Regions from separate parts of the Homo sapiens genome. Here region 1 is linked to region 2. Evidence: chromatin loops called from intact Hi-C (ENCODE). Cell type or tissue: psoas muscle. All regions are shown on one strand.

Region 1 (4,000 bases), 50 kb after region 2:
TCCATGTTATACCAACTCGTAGAGTGAGTTTATAAGAACTTCAAGACCTTCATGCTTCCCTAAGCTCTGAAAATTCAAATACAGGAATTTTTTTGGCAGAGCTTACCGTAAAACCACCTTGGCTTTGTGTCTTTTTTGGAGGTAGATCTTAAACCAGTTTTTTTCCATTGTTGGTGGTCTATTTAGGTTTGATACTATTTCTTAAATCAATTTAGATGATTTACATTTTCCTTAAGGATTGTAAATTTAATGTAGTTGTACATAGTATGCTCTTAATCATTTAATAAGCTCTGTTTGGTTTTTTTAGTTTTTAAAAATTTTTGTAAAGGCGGGGTCACACCATGTTGCCCAGGCTGGTCTCGAAGTCCTGGGCCCAAGCGATCCTCCTGCCTTAACCTTCCAGTGTTGTGATCACACCATTGCACTCCAGCCTGGGCATAGGGTGAGACCCTGTCTGAAAAAAAAAATGCAAGTAAAGAGATGTTTTGCTATATTTGTTGTTAATTTCTAGCTTTAATGATCTATGAACAGTATAGGTCATAAGGTTTTTATTTGGGGGAATTTATGTAAATTTTCTTGGTTACATATTACACAGGCAATTTTAAAACTAGTCCATGGGTTGTTGAAAAGAATGTCTATATGTGGAAAGTCCTATAAGAACACCGATATCTACCAAGTCAAGTTTATTAATTATGTTAGCCAAAACTTTAATTATTACTTAACTGATACATCAATTTTTTCTTCTCTGAGTTCTTTAGTTATTTCCTTCCCCTTGGTCTCTCCATTCTTAGTTTCTGGAATCCCTGTGTTGGTCAACATCGAATCTCTTGGAGCTAGTTTACATGTCATTTAACATTTTTTGATTTTAACCATATTGAGAATAGAAGGATAATGATTTGGCTTTAGAATCCAAATGCCACTGAGTATGTGAAATCAGCTGGCAATTGATTGTGTAAGTACCACTCAAATGATAACATTTAACAGGTTAATAAAACAGCACAAATTGGGGAAAACTCATTGGGATGCAAATGATCAAATAGCAGAATGCTGAACTTTATGAAAAGTCAGTTCAGTCAAATATTTACTAAGCATTCTGTGGATGGTGTAGGCACAGGGCAGTAGAAGCTACTGGCCTGCTCTCATGACAATGCAGGCCTCTTGGAGAGACAGGACACACACCCATGCAATACAGTTATGCAACATGGCATAAATTATTTGACCAGTGGGAGATGGGAACCAATGGATGAATTCTCCCCTTTCTTTTCTCACATAAAGGGATACAGTTTATAGGGCTTCTTGGAGGACTAATCCATGGAATCAAGCAATTTTACTTAACAGCAATTGGTTTAATAACGCAACCTGAAATAGGTTCTCCTCCTTTGCTGTTTTACTCTCTTTGCCCCTCTCTCCTGCTTCCTGGGATTTCACTCCCTCTTAAAGTGGTAGCAAACTGAGGTTAGGAGTTCGACACCAGCCTGGCCAACATGGTGAAACCCCGTCTCTTCTAAATATACAAAAATTAGCTGGGCGTGGTGGCAGGAACCTGTAATCCCAGCCACTAGGGAGGCTGAGGCAGGAGAATCCCTTGAACCTGGGAGGCGGAGGTTGCAGTAAGCTGAGATCATACCACTGCACTCCAGCCTGGTTGAGGACAGAGTAAGACTCCATCTCAAAAAAAATAAAATAAAATAAGGCCAGGCGCAGTGGCTCTCACCTGTAATCCGAGCACTTTGGGAGGCCAAGGCAGGTGGATCGCCTGAGATCGGGAGTTCAAGACCAGCCTGACCAACATGGCAAAACCCTATCTCTACTAAAAATACAAAATTAGCTGGGGTGGTGGCACGCGACTATAATCCCAGCTACTCAGGAGGCTGAGGCAGGAGAATCGCTTGAACCCGGGAGGCGGAGGTTGCAGTGAGCTGAGATAGCACGATTGCACTCCAGCCTGGGCGACAGAGCGAAATAAATAAATAAATAAATAAATAAATAAATAAATAAATAAAAATAAAAAATAAAGTGGTAGCGCAAAGCCCTTTGCCTTGGGCTCTGCTTGTTTAGGAACCTATGCTAAGACAGCCTGTAGCTGAAAGTCCAGGTAAAGTTGATTCAAGGGCTGCTCAAAAGGCTGTTTCCAGGACTTGGTTTTTCTTGGTTTTACCTGGGTTAGCTACATTCTCTGACAGGCTCTCTCCTTTTGGTACTAAGATGGCCCTGGGAGCCTCAACAATGAATACTTCCAGGTTCATATTTCATGGGAAAGAGTCCTTATCCCAAGACCTCAGACAGAAGTCCCAGAATTGAGTTATTGGCTCTGATCAGCCATCCCTAAACCCATCACAGTAGTTAGGAGAATGTGATGCTTTCGCTGGCTTTTGCCTTGTCAAGAGTCTCACTGGAAGCTCCTGGATGAAGGGTGGGAGAGGTATAGGTTCTCACACAAAAATCGCAAGTCTCACTAGAAGCTCCTGGATGAAGGGTGGGAGAGGTATAGGTTCTCACACAAAAATCGCAACTGTTGCTGGAAGAAAGGGGAACAGATGTTGTCTAGGCTAACAACAAGGAAAGGTGGAAGTAATCAACCCTCCTGGTACCACAGTAGAATTTTCTACAGAAAGGTTTTAGTTTTTTCAGAAACCGTAAGTTTTTTTTACTTAATACCTTGCCACATAATCTTTTATTTTTTCTTTTCTTTTCTTTTTCTTTTTTTTTTTTTTTGTGACAGAGTCTCGTTCTGTCACCCAGGCTGTAGTGCAGTGGCATGATCTCGGCTCTCTGCAACCTCCATCTCCTGGGTTCAAGCAATTCTCATGCCTCAGCCTCCCAAGTAGCTGGAACTACAGGCACGCACCACAACAGCTGGCTACTTTTTGTATTTTTAGTAGAGATGGGATTTTACCATCTTGGCCAGGCTGGTCTCAAACTCCTGGCCTCAAGTGATTCATCCACCTCAGGCTCCCAAATTGTTGGGATGACAGGCCTGAGCCACCGCGCCCGGCCAAAACTTTTCCTTTTGTTCCCAAGTGGATAGAAGTATTGGTCTCCAGGTGGGGTCTGTATCTTCCTTAAAAGACAGTAAGTATTTCTTCTTCAGAACAACCAAACAATTGAAGAATATTCCATTGGGTGATAAAACTACGTCTAGCAATTGAACACACATTGGCAGGGCAATTCCTAAGTATCAAGTAATGTACTATGCTCTGGGGCATTTAGAGATAAATAAAATGTGCTCCAAACAGAATTCCAATAATGTCATTTCCCAACTGAAAAATCACCCAACATCTTCCCGTCTGTTAAAGGCAAAATTCCAGATTTCCTCCCTTGGTAATCTGGCCTCTGCCTACCAACCAGCCTCCTCTCTAGATTCTCACCTCTGAACCATCCACAGCAGCCACTCTGAGCCACTTACCCTTCCTCAAATATTCTGTGTTCTTTCATTGGATTAAGCAGCGACCTAGCAAAGCCATCAGTCAATACTGATTGACTGCAAGGCACTATAAAGCTCGTGTAAAGGTACATGCTTTCTGCTCTTAAAAAGCTTGGAATCCAACAAAGGCTAGGACATAAACACACGGAAGGCTAAATAAACTAATAATTAAATAATAATATAAAACATCAAGCCATGGGATTCTGAGAGGTTTTTTGAAGGTGAAAAGGACTGAGTTGGCAACACTGTATCTGACAGAAGAGAGTGTTAATAATACTTGTTTGTAGTTTAAAAGCAATTTCACATGTATTTTTACTTGAGCTGAATCAAATGGTACTTGAATTTCTGCCAGATGTAAGAAGCAGAGAAGGAAGAGAAGGAGGAGAGGAGGAGGAGAAAGTAGGGAAGGAGGGGAAGAGGGAGGGGGAGAGGAAGGAAGAAAATATTCACATTTATGGGGGGCTTGACGGTTCATAGAGCGTTTTCACAGGTGTCACCTCAATTGATTCTCACACAACTCTGAGGGTAATTATTGCTTCTAATTATTTATAAGATGAGGGCTGAGACTCAGAGTAG
Region 2 (4,000 bases):
AACCATGAGCAAGATTAAATAGCACTTTTAAGCCACTAAATTATGGGGTGATTTGTTACCGAGCGATAGTATCTGCAAAGGGAGTTACTCTGTGCCAGGCACTGTGCACAGAGGGGTAGAACAATGAATAAGCATGCAGAAGCCAGACACATAAGCAGATAATTATGAAATAATGTGGTAACTACAACGATGGAGTCAGGCATGGGTCAGATGGGAGCAGAGCTGAAGAGTCTGTAATCTAGGCTGGGTGCGGTCTGAAAAGTTTTCTTGGAGCAGGTGACATTGAACTGGCTTTGAATGGTGAGTAAGGGTTGGCCAAGTAAAGGGGTGAGCTGAGGAAAGAAAGACATTTCAGGCAGAAGGAGTAAGCCCTGGAGGTAAGACATAGAATGATACTGGTCAGGGGACTCTTTATGACATATGAGACAGAGAGCAGGAGATGAGGCTGAGCAGGTCGCAGGGCCCCCAGATTGTGAGAATCTTCAGAACAGGCCAACAGTTTGGACAGAAAGCAATTGGGAGGCTTGAAGGTGGGGGCACGAAATGGAGCCTCCTGGGAGCAGCATTGAGAGGATAGACAGGAGGGAGAGAGAAATGGGGATAGAGCAGTGAGGAGAGAGAATCTCAGGAAAAAGAGCTTGGAGATCCCCAGGCTAATGGAGCAGAAAAGTTTGGGAGGGACGATATCTGAGAAGAACATAGGAAATAAATAGTCAGGCCTGGGTGCCCATCTGGGGGTATTATGGGCAACTCTTGGGCTCCCCTTTTGGGTGACCAGGCTGGCAGTGGCACCATCAGCTTAGAGAGCCCTGGAGGAAAAGTGGGTATGAGAAAAGGAGGGTCTGGTTTGGCCTTTTACAACATCATGGCAGGCCCAGGTGGAGACATCAAGTAACCCATGGTATGTAGGAATCCATAGCTTTGGGGGAGCCTGGGGAGGAAGTATGGAGACAGTAGACACTCCTTAAAATGTGTTGAATGAATGAATGAGTGAGTGGATGGGTGGATGGATGTACACACAGACGTGGTTGTTGAGTTCGTTAGGATAGATAAAGTGGGCCAGGGTTGTGGGACAGGCCCTGGGGCTGGCTCTACTGCTGAAATTGAGAGGTATTTGTAGGGGCCAAGTGTGATGACCAAGGTCTTAACGATTCATGGTCCAAGTTCCTGGAATGTGTCCCAACATGTAGGCCACAAGAAAGCACAAAGGAAAACACAGAAGTTCAGGGAATCAGATAGGTTCAGTTCCAAGAAACATTAATTTAGGGGCTACTGTGTGCCTGGCACTGTGCTTCACATATATTATTCAATTTAGTCCTTAGGCCACCCATTCATTGATCCAACAAATATTTTTTGAGCACTTACTATGTGCCAGGCACTGGACTAGATGCTGGGTATACACTGGTGGATAAAGCAAACACCATCCCTTCCCTCGAGGAGCTTAGGATCTAGTGGAGGTTATCATTCCCCTTTTACAAAAACCCAGAGAGATTAAGTAACCTGCCCAAGGTTACACAGCTAGGGGAGATTATACTGCCTGACTGCATGTCCCGGATGCCTCAGGGCACCTGAGTGTGGCAGCTGGCAGAGGAAACTAGGGCAGGGGCAGAGGGTGACCTGATTGCAAGAGCTCAGGTCTGTAGGGAGTCTGAGAGCCATTCAGTGAACTTGGGCTGGGCCAGACCCCCATTTCGGGGAAGCTGGGCTCAATCATAGGAATTTAGGAGGGCAGTGGGATCCCTATTATCAAGACCCACATCTTGGGGCTGGGTGCGGTGGCTCACGCCTGTAATCCTAGCACTCTGGGAGGGCGAGGCTGGTGGATCACCTGAGGTCAGGAGTTCGAGACCAGCCTGGCCAACATGGTGAAACCCTGTCTCCACTAAAAATACAAAAATTAGCCAGGAATGGTGGCACACACCTGTAATCCCAGCTACTCGGGAGGCTGAGACAGGAGAATTGTATGAAACCAGGAGGTAGAGGTTGCAGTGAGATCGTGCCACTGTACTTCAGCATGGGCAACAGAGCCAGACTCTGTCTCAAAAAAAAAAAAGAGACACATCTTGGGGTTGGGGCTGAGATTCTGGGGCATAAACGAGGCCCCAGGCACAACTTGAGTGCCTCCTCTTAATGATGATGATTGTGACCCCTGAGCATCTGCCACACACAGAGCTAAATGCTTTCCGGGCACAGCTCATTTGATCCCCACAGCTACCCATTACTAGCCCATGCTACATGTGAGATACTGAGACTCCAGAGGGGTTGGTAACCTGCCTGAGACCACACAGCCAGGAAGTGGCAGAGCCACAGGACTGGGCCACATCGACTCCAGAGTCCAGGGTTCAACCACTACCCACAACGCCTCGCATCAGAGTTGGTATAAGAATTAGGCTTCACCTGCACACATGGGTGGGGGCGCAGAGTCCAGCTTTGAGGAGCTGGGGATGGCTGGGCCTGTGGTTAAACTGGATACGAGCCGTGCCTCCTTCCCAGCCCACATCCTGGGGCCCAGCTGTCTCCCTCCCTAGGCTTCAGGGTCCCCCTCCTCCCAACTCTTAGTTATAAGACTTGGACTCTTTTCTCTCCAGCTCCTAGAATAGGAAGGACATGGGTGCTCAGCATGTCTTACCCTCAATCACTTTGCAGATGAGGAAACTGAGGCATAGAGAGACGGTGTTAGTTACCTAAAGTCACTCTGCAAATTAGCGACAGAGCTGGGGTGAGATTACAAGTCTCTTGGGTTTCAGTCTAACATCCCCCACCCCTTCTAGGCTAAGAGCAGGGCCTGAGGTCACCATCATCCTCAAAGCACACACAGGGTCCTTTTCCCGTGTCTCCTGTCTTCCTTTGAAAGTACTGATCTGAGTTCCCGTTCCTAAAGCACCTGTCCATTCACACCCAACCACAAACAGGAAGACGGACAATCAATGGCGCCACGTAGCTCAAATCAGTGAGTCTCAGGCCAAGGAGGGTAACACACTAGGGGGTGATGGGGACTGTGGCAAGCTAGCAAGTGTGTGCCATCTGAGGGAGCACTGGCAACAGCCATGTGGTCCAGAAGCTTGGCCAGAGAAGCCAGAAATCTTACTAATCAGTTCACATGGTTTTCCCCACTAGCATTAGCAACCAGTTGACTTGGTATGAAAGATACAGGTGTGGAAGTACGGCTCATATAGGACAGCTTCCCTCCATCCCTCAGAGACTCTCTGCCTGGCAGGCCCTGATCTGGGAAGACTTAGGAGGTTGTCCCTGAAATCCAAGGAATCTCATAGGCTCAGGAAATGCTCATCATGTCTGCTGGCTTCTTTCGGTAAACCCAGTGGCCCTTAGGCTGGGCAGCACACAAGAATCACCTGTGGAGCCATGGCATTCCTAACGCCAGGCTGCACCCAGGCCAGTGAAATCAGATCCTGGGGGTGTGAGCCAGGCACCAGTCTTTTTGAAAAAAAGCTCCTCAGGTGATCCGAAAGTGCACCAGTGGCATCGGCATCACTGGTAGCTTGTTAGAAATGCAAAATCTCAGACCCCACCTTAGATCTGCTGAATCAGAATCTCTGGGGGTGGGGCCCAGCCAGCTGCAGTTTCACAAGCCCACCAGGTGATTCTGACTCAATACAATTCCAGGCGCACAATCTCAGACCGAGGCAGTGTGAGGTGAAGCTGGTGCCTACAGGAACATGGCACATCTGAAAATAACCAGCTTTACAAGAGATGGTCAATTTAAAGACACTTTTTGAAAAGAAAACCTTACTTTGATTAATTAATTACCAGGGGCCAGGGAACACTGCAAGTTGGGCTCTTCTCTCTTAATTCAGTTGGAAACGTTTCTCCCTCTGACTTCAGAATGGTGAAACATCCTCTCCTTTACAGTCTGGAGACAGAAGCCCTCCTCACTCCTCCAATTCCACCGCACGAGGCTGGCACATAGCAGATGCTCATTAAGCATTAGTTTCTCTCCTTCCCATTTCCCCTTGGAATTTCTAGAGCAGGGGCTTACACA

The links. A loop is a pair of places that touch in the nucleus more often than their neighbours do. Peaks named below come from ENCODE experiments on the same cell type or tissue, not always from the same donor. Only the 100,000 strongest peaks of a DNase experiment are listed, where the experiment ranks them.
Region 1: it touches region 2 in a loop (2.5-fold over the local background); 65 of 110 quality-filtered maps call a loop at or near these places.

Annotation. Positions count from the first base shown.
Region 1 is chr17:50,875,218-50,879,217 of GRCh38, reverse strand. No RefSeq gene overlaps it. Among named protein-coding and RNA genes, the nearest start is that of TOB1-AS1, 11 kb to the right of the region's middle. In psoas muscle, no CTCF peak of the experiment used is centred here; no DNase peak of the experiment used is centred here.
Region 2 is chr17:50,925,068-50,929,067 of GRCh38, reverse strand. No RefSeq gene overlaps it. Among named protein-coding and RNA genes, the nearest start is that of TOB1-AS1, 60 kb to the right of the region's middle. In psoas muscle, no CTCF peak of the experiment used is centred here; no DNase peak of the experiment used is centred here; H3K27ac peaks cover 507 bases.